3 separate regions of the Mus musculus genome follow, and all the other regions are linked to region 1. Evidence: chromatin contacts called from ENCODE Hi-C data. All regions are on one chromosome and are shown on one strand. Each heading gives the region's core, a stretch centred on a gene start or an enhancer-like site at or near the end of the contact. The rest is flanking DNA. Distances are from core to core; before and after follow the strand shown. Region 1 holds the start of Kcnn4 (potassium intermediate/small conductance calcium-activated channel, subfamily N, member 4). Region 2 holds the start of 4732471J01Rik (RIKEN cDNA 4732471J01 gene). Region 3 holds the start of Tgfb1 (transforming growth factor, beta 1).

Region 1 (2,700 bases), core at 90-2,589:
CCCTCCCTTCACCAGAGCTAGGCTATCAAGGATCAGCCTTGTATGGGCCTCAACAAGGCCCAGACCCCCAGTGGTCTGTCTGATAACACTTACCCAAAGGCTAACACTGAGAACTGTCTCCCATGTGTGCGTACGTGTGTGTGCGTGTGTGTGTGTGTGTGTGTGTGTGTGTGTGTGTGTGTGTAGGTTGGGGGGAGCTGGGGGGAGGACGATATCACACTAGCTCAGGTTTCAGGGGTACAGACCCCCCATCTACCTCCATCACATCCAGGGGTCCAGACCCAGCCTTCTTCTCTTAGACCTTAAGAAGTGTAAGACCTCAGTTCTCCTCCCTTAGACCCAGGAGTCCAGACCAGCTCTCTTCTCCCACACCCAGGGGTGCAGACCCCAACCTTTCTCCCTCACACCCCAGCTCTCCTCTCTTCTTCACACCCCGGGGTGGAAGATGCCAGCCTTCCTCCCTCATGCCCAGGAGTATAAGATCTCCTAGCTTTGCTCTCTAACACTCAGGGGTGTAAGACCCCAGTCCCCTTCCCTCACACTCAGGGGTGCAGACTCCAGCTCTCTTCCCTCAGATCCAGGGGATCAGACCCCAGCCCTCCTCCCTCAGACCCAGGGGTCCAGACCCTAGCCCTCCTCCCTCAGACCCAGGGGATCAGACCCCAGCCCTCCTCCCTCAGACCCAGGGGTCCAGACCCCAGCCCTCCTCCCTCACACCCAGGGGTGCAGACCCCAGCCCTCCTCCCTCACACCCAGGGGTGCAGACCCCAGCTCTCTTCCCTCAGACCCAGGGGTGCAGACCCCAGCCCTCTTCCCTCAGACCCAGGGGTGCAGACCCCAGCCCTCCTCCCTCACACCCAGGGGTGCAGACCCCAGCTCTCTTCCCTCAGACCCAGGGGTGCAGACCCCAGCCCTCCTCCCTCAGACCCAGGGGTGCAGACCCCAGCCCTCCTCCCTCACACCAGGCTCCCCGTCCCTTCCCTGCTCGGTGGAAGGCCCCACTCACCTTGCAGCCCAGGAACCACAACATCTCAGCGTGCAGAACCATGAGTCCGATGCCAGTTCCCGCCAGCACCAACGCCCAGCCGGCCACCCTCTTCTCCTGCTCCAGCAGGCGCTTTCTCCGTCTCAGGGCCCCCAGGCCAGTCACCAGCTCCCCGCCCATGGCCCCTGAGGTCTTGGGGCTCAGCCAGCTTCCTGCCCAGGGTCCCCCACCTCTCAGTACGCAAATGGCAGCCAGCTTGGCTTCCAGGCCAGCGGCCTGTTCTGCTCACTCTGGGACTTTTGCTGGAAGGCACAGCCTAGCCCTGTGCCCTCTGGGGAGTGGTAACTGCAGCAGGCAGGGCAGGGCGGGGAGGGACGGGGAGGTCCCTGGGTAGGGGGAGGCTGGCTATCCCATTCCCTTCTAAGACTAAGGAGGGGCTGGGGTGTGTCTTGTGGTCCCGGGCAAGGAAGAAGAGTTCATCCACGTGGGCAAAGACACACTGACACAATAGGTTGTGACTCTCCAACCGTTTGCACTCTGTGGTACACACCTAAAACCCCCACCACACCCAGACACCACAGAGCACCCTATGACAGACCGGAGACGGAGCCCAACACACCAGCACACACCACACAACCTCCACAGAAGTGACTCACACTCCTGAAAGTTCAGAAACCCACAGCCACACCCAGACACCACACACACACATGGTGTGACACACGCCAGCACTTAGCAGGGCAGCAGCGTCCCATTGCACACGGGGCCACCCAAAGGTTGAGCTCACGCAGTCACACATTCAAAGTGGGGCGGGGGAGGGGCTGGAAAGTCAGGCACAGCGAGTGAAAGTGAGCGCTCCTCTCCAGAGGAGTATAACTTCCGTTTCTAGCACCTACTTGCTGGGTGGGTGGCTTGAAACCACCTGTAACTTCAACTCCAGGAGATGACGCCCTTTTCCTGGTTTTTGGGAGCCCCTGACACATGTGGCTGATATTCACATACATGCATGCGCATAAAAAAAAATAAATCTTAAATGATAATTTTTAAGTGGGACCAGGGATGGAGTGCAGCTGTTAGTGGGCTCCTTTGAATCACAGACTCTCTGAGGTAGATCCCAGCATGGCATAAAGTGGGCAATGGTGCATGCCTGACTCTTGGTACTAGGAAACTGGGGCCAGGAGGATCAGCAGGTCTCAATCATTGTCAACTATGAGTTCAAGGTCTGCCTGGGCCACATGAGACCCTGTTTCCAAAACCAAAACCAAGTAAAACACTATAATATTCTACGATACAAAGAGCTAAGCATCAACGACCACACGGGACATGTACCAGGAGCCACACAAATACACAGCAGGTCTGAGCACACCAATTTGTAAGAATCACCAGGCACAACACACATGCGTCAACAGACACACAAGGGGGTGTGAATGTGAAACACAGAGAGATGCCCCATATGTGTAAACACCTGTGGTGGCAGACACTGTCATCCAGCGCCCAGAAAACAGGAAATGCACACTAGCTCACATCATTGTGTGTGGGACTCACACACACACACACACACACACACACCTGACATTGATCCTGACATACACTGGTGCACTTGACACTCTGCATACCTTAGCACAGAGAACAGTCAATGGAAGTGTGCAAGCAACGCCTACCCAGCGTTGGACATTCTAGGACATTCTAGCCACACAGGACACAGTCCAGGATGATAT
Region 2 (2,700 bases), core at 43-2,542, 1.0 Mb before region 1:
GTGGGCGGGCCAGGTTCAAGGAAAGGTGAATGAGATGGCGAGGGTCAGCACCTGCACAAGATGACTGAGAATTCTTTGTTGGGGTGACTCTAACGCGACTCCTCACTATTCCTGCTGTGAGGGCACTTCTCGCTGCTTCCAGGACTGCGGGTTTTTTTTTGGTTTTTGGTTTTTGGTTTTTTGTTTGTCGTTACGGTGCACTGCGCGGTTCCTTTAATCTGAGCAGATGGGCGGGCCAAGACCTTCAGCCCCACCCATTAAAGGCGGAGCTCCGCGAGGAGCCTGCCCAGGATTGGATGGTTTGGGGGCCTGGCAGTGGTGTGTAACTAGGATTGACTCTAAGAGAGGAACTTGATCGCTGGAATTGGGCCCCGCGCCAGGACTGGAAAGAATTGATGGAGCCGGCCGTGGAATCGGCGCCCGTGGGGGCCCAGGCCTCCAAGCAGGGCAAAGAAGGATCGAAGAACCGCAGTCGCAGGCGGTGGCGAAAAGGCAAGATCAAAGGTGAGTCGGTAACAGCTTAAAAGAAATCCCGCACATCCTGCGGGGGACTGGGGACTGGGGGAACTGACCCACTTCCACGAGGGGGAAGAGACCCGTGGACTGATCCACTGCCGTCCTGCGCGTGGGGGGGGGGGTGATGTGAGAGTAGAATGCCCCACCGAGACGTAAGGACTACGTCTGTCCCAGTGCGGTCTTTGGGGAAGTGTCCGAAATGCTCGTCTGTCGGAATAAGGTTCTCTCTCAGGTTCCTTTTTCTGTGTGGCCAAGAGCTGTGCCTTTAGTGTTTTCTGTTTCGGTTCAAGCGGTTTTCATGTCTTCTGCCCTCTTAAAAGAATAACGTAGAAGGGTTTTTAACCGCTTTTTCTAAATAAATAGAATGCAAAAGGTAGGCAGAAGGGGCATCCGGTAATTGGAAGAGCTCCTTGCAGCCCCTTCTTACTCTCTCAGTGAATCCATCCATCTGCTCTTTGACAATCGACCTTCATCAACCCAGCAACCCTGGGGCGACTTGCAAAACATGAGAACTTTTACGTTGTCCTTAGAGAAAGGAGGGAGTTACCATTTAGCTTCCCTGGATCCAAAAGGCTGGAGAAACAGTGGCAGAACAACCAAAGATTTTGCATGGCTCAATCAGAGCAGGCATTAAGTCCTGGTTTGGTTATGAGTTTTGTCTGTCTTGTGGCGCTGCTTACAGCCAAACCTAGGGCCTGGTGAACACTAAGCAAGCCCTCCGCTATGCAGCTCCACCGGCAGTCCATGGATCTTTATCAGACTCCAGGGACAGGTTCCTGTGCAGGCAAAACCAGAAAAAACCTGGCATGGCTTACCAGACCCAAAACCCCCAAATTCATCATTCCTCATCCTCCTTTGGTAGACAAGTGTTGGAGCTCAAGCAGGACCCTGAAGCCTCCTATCCCCCAACAAAGACACATAGCAGAACACTATGCTTTGAAGCGATATGGAACCTCAATCGCAAAGACCCATTGTACCAAATTGCTATGAATGTGAAGTAATGAACAGGGACCTTTTCTCAATTTTTTTTCTGAGCTCCCAACAGGCATCTGTAGGGCTGTTGTCAGATTCAAATGTGTGTGTTTTGGAGAGGTGTATGTAAGTCTACTGTCTGGCTGAGTGTGCTGAGTAGAGTGTCTGACTCTACTAGACACTGGTCTCCCTAAGAGTAGGGTTGTGTCTGCCTTGTTTACAGGGAATGCCAGACACATGGACATTCAAGTATTTATTAGATTGATAAGCAAAGGAATGTGTGAAGTGTGACGTGGAGCTGTTAATAGCCAAGCTGCCCTTAGTGTCATGAGGAGTCAGAAAGAATCTGCTTGAGTAAGGCTCCTCCCTTGCACGGGGTTCAGGTAAGCACACTCACAAAGGCTCGCAGCTCTGAGAAGTGACTGTCATTTCCTGAGGCCCTTCCTAGTGCCAGGCCTCAGACCTGTGAATCAGATCCCACCTCTGCCCCAAGGGTATCCTGACTGGCTGGAGCCGTCATTTATCCTTGTGATCTTGCCACAAGTAACTGGATGAGACAGCTGTCATTATGATCAGCCCATTTCCCAAATGACGACAGAGACACAGAGGCACTGAGCTGGTTGGGTTTCCTGTACCTGTCCAGTGAGGGCAGGGAGATGGATACCTTCAGCCTTCTCAGAGCAGGGAGTGTGGAGCTGACAGCTGTTGTATGCCTCAACCTTAATTCTGAATCTAAAAGGCTCTAGTCACAAAGATTTCATCCCGAGACAGACATTCAATACCTAGAGGTGCCAGGCTTCGGCTTTCTGTAACTAGCAGGGCAGTCTCAGTAGAGCTGAGGACACAGATGGTAATAAGACTGTTGTTGCCAGGCATGTGCCGCACACCTCTGATCCCAGTCCTTGGGAAGCTGAGTCAGTTCAAGGCAAGCCCGGGCTACATAGTGAGTTGCAGGTCAGTCAGGGCTACAGAGTGGAACTCTGTCTCAACCTCTCTCATTCACCCATTTACAAAACATTGTAAACAAGCCAGTATGATAAAAGGAAAAATCCTGGAGCTGGGGATGTAGCTTATTACTGGAGTACCTGACTAGCATGGACAAAGCCCAAGGGTCTGTCTCCAGGACCACACACAGTAGGCATCATAGCACTTGCTTATAATTCAGAAGTAGGGAGGCCGAGGCAAGAGGATCAGAAAGAAGCTTAAAGTCTT
Region 3 (2,700 bases), core at 130-2,629, 1.3 Mb before region 1:
GCCAGCCTCTTTGGGACACCCACACAGTTGTCCCGGTGCCCCCAGGGCTCCCCTTCCTCCAGCCAGTTTCCTCTGAGGGTAATTTCCTCCCGGTGACCCCTGCACTCCGGCGCCCCCTGGGGGCTCCCTCCTGGCTCCCCGGCCCCTCGGAGCTCACCGTTGTTGCGGTCCACCATTAGCACGCGGGTGACCTCTTTAGCATAGTAGTCCGCTTCGGGCTCCGGCTCTGGGTCGGCGCTCTCGCCTGCCACCCGGTCGCGGGTGCTGTTGTACAAAGCGAGCACCGCCTCGGGCAGCGGGCCGGGCGGTACCTCCCCCTGGCTTGGGGGACTGGCGAGCCTTAGTTTGGACAGGATCTGGCCACGGATGGCTTCGATGCGCTTCCGTTTCACCAGCTCCATGTCGATGGTCTTGCAGGTGGAGAGTCCCGCGGCTGGCCTCCCGGGCGTCAGCACTAGAAGCCACGGGAGTGGGAGCAGAAGCGGCAGTAGCCGCAGCCCCGAGGGCGGCATGGGGGAGGCGGCGCCCCACGGCACTTCGGAGAGCGGGAACCCTCGGCAAAGGTGGGATGCGGAGGCCCCGCCCCTGCAGGGCTTGTGGGGTGGGGTCTCCCAAGGAAAGGTAGGTGATAGTCCTGAATAATTTGAGGTTGAGGGAGAAAGCAGCAGGAGTCGCGGTGAGGCTCTGACACCAAGGTGTCTCAGTATACCACCAGGGTAAAAATCGAGATGAGCGCTCTCTGAGATCCAAAAGTGGGTGTTCTTAAATAGGGGAGCTACTGCCAGCAGGTCCGAGGGAGATCTGCCTCTCGGGGGAGAGAGGGTCCTGGGATGCGAGGGACTCAAGAGGCAGGCTGGGGGGAGGGCGGCGTGCAAGGGGTGCGCCCCAGCTTTGGGGTGAAGTCTTCGCGGGAGGCGGGGTTTGTGGCTCCCGAGGGCTGGTCCGGAATAGGGGCGTCTGAGGAACGCCGGGTAGCGATCGAGTGTCCACGACGGTGAGCAGGGCTGTCTGGAGTCCTCAGGTCCTGCCTCCTTGCGAGACAGCGCAGTGCCAAGAAGTCCCCACGTCTCTGACTTGCAGTAGCAGCGGAAAAGTCTCAAAACTTTTTTCCTCTTCTCTCAACCAGCTCGTCCCTCCTCCCACTCCTCCTCCCCCTCCTCCCTGCGGCGGCGGCTGGTCTCAGACTCTGGGGCCTCGGACGGCTCCTCGGCTGCTCCTTTGCCGGCTCCCAGCGGAGGCCGACTCCGAGTGCGGCTCAGAGCCGGGGGTGCCCCGAAGGGGCGTCCCCCCTGCCCCGGCCGGGGGCCTGGCTGTCTGGAGGATCCGCGGCGGGAGGAGGAGGGGGACGGCCTGGGGCGCGAAGGGCGGCGGCGGCGGCGGGACCGGCTGGGGCGGCGGGGGTTTTGAAGCCGCCCCGGCCCCACCCAGGAAGCGCGCGCGGGGCGGGGGCAGCCCCAGGGGGAGGGCATGGGGGGGCACTGTCTTCATCTTAGCGTGGGCGGGCTCCAAGGGGGGTCCCTTCAGCCCTGCGGGGAGGGGGCGGGCACCCCGGCCTCGCCCCACCTCCAGGGTGCTGCCTCCTGGCGGCGGAGCACTACTAAAGCCGGTGACCAACCAAAGCGCCCCGGTGGATTTGGGAGTTGTTGAAGGGTCAAAGGAAAAATTGGGACTTCGTGAGAAAACAGAGTCCTGTATTAGAAGTGGGGACCTAGGCGGTGGAGAGCGAAAGGCAGGGGCAGACTTTGCGGATGAGAGTGTCAAGGAGAGTGAAATAAGGAGACCGACGTCTGAGAGCTTTAGCGGATACAAGGAGGCACCTTACCCATGAGAAATACACGCTTTTATTAAGTGCCCCCGACAGTCCAAACAGTGGGCCCTGCTCATGTCCCTCCAACCCACAGCCCTTTCTACCCCGTAGTTCAGTGGAGCATGGGCCACAGGGGAGTTCCTGGCCTTGCAGTCCATGGCATAGGGGCCATGACTTGGGGGTGATCAGGACTGACAGTCTCCAGAGTCCACGTGCCTGCTTCACTGCTGTGCCATTATGTGCTCAGTGGATGATGGCGATTAGTAGCAATGAAGTCCCTCAACACTCCACTCCATAGCGATCGAAGTGGCGCAGCAGCAGGCCGATACCAAGGTGCACTGTGCCACCCGCGGCCGTGTGCAGGCGGTAGCGGTCAGCCCCGCTGTAGATGGTATCTGCGTGCAGCAGCTGTGGCCCACCACCCACGAAAGCCCGTGCTAGCTGCTCCCTCCAACTGCCCAGGGGCCTCCATGTAGGGCAGTCCAGCTGATGAGTGCCTGGGCTGCTAGGCACATGGCAAAAGCCATAGCCAGCAAGCTGGCAGCGGCCAAAGCTGTCCTGGGACCACACCTGGAGATGGAGTCGAGGCCAACCTGCGGGAGGAGAGGCGTTAGAGAAAAGGACAAAGGGGCAGAACCCTGCTCCCGGGTTCCCAGCATTGAAACCACTGGAGACCTCGCACAGTACTTTTACCTTGGATTATTGCCTGAATTTCCTCTCTGGGTTCTCATCTCCCACTCACTCCACATAGTAGTCACAGGAATCTAGAGCAATCCACATTACCCTCTTGCTCAAAACCCTCCCATGACTCCCCTGGGCCACAGAACAAAGTCCAACCTCTCAAGTCAAGTCTGGCCTCGTCTGACCTCCCTTTGTGGTCTCTTCACTCTCCC

Evidence for each region. Hi-C counts contacts between places; a loop is a spot of excess contacts on that map.
Region 2: a map of regulatory T cell shows a loop between it and region 1 (5-fold over the local background). The contact joins the promoter of 4732471J01Rik here to the promoter of Kcnn4 in region 1. A Hi-C loop is called at or near these places in 2 of 37 maps with a recorded cell type or tissue (T-helper 2 cell and regulatory T cell).
Region 3: a loop to region 1 is called in a map of T-helper 1 cell, with 3 times the contacts of the local background. The contact joins the promoter of Tgfb1 here to the promoter of Kcnn4 in region 1. A Hi-C loop is called at or near these places in 3 of 37 maps with a recorded cell type or tissue (T-helper 1 cell, T-helper 2 cell and regulatory T cell).

Annotation. Positions count from the first base shown.
Region 1 is chr7:24,368,902-24,371,601 of GRCm38, reverse strand. It overlaps Kcnn4 (potassium intermediate/small conductance calcium-activated channel, subfamily N, member 4), which reads right to left and starts at 1,339. Exons shown (of 9, transcript NM_008433.4): 1 at 1,007-1,339. The coding sequence starts at 1,165.
Region 2 is chr7:25,393,305-25,396,004 of GRCm38, reverse strand. It overlaps 4732471J01Rik (RIKEN cDNA 4732471J01 gene), which reads right to left and starts at 1,292. Exons shown (of 7, transcript NR_015569.3): 1 at 52-1,292. It also overlaps a transcript of Lipe not described here.
Region 3 is chr7:25,685,681-25,688,380 of GRCm38, reverse strand. Tgfb1 (transforming growth factor, beta 1) reads right to left here and starts at 1,379. Exons shown (of 7, transcript NM_011577.2): 1 at 158-1,379. The coding sequence starts at 512. B9d2 (B9 protein domain 2) reads right to left here. Exons shown (of 4, transcript NM_001362154.1): 4 at 1,819-2,400. The coding sequence ends at 2,087.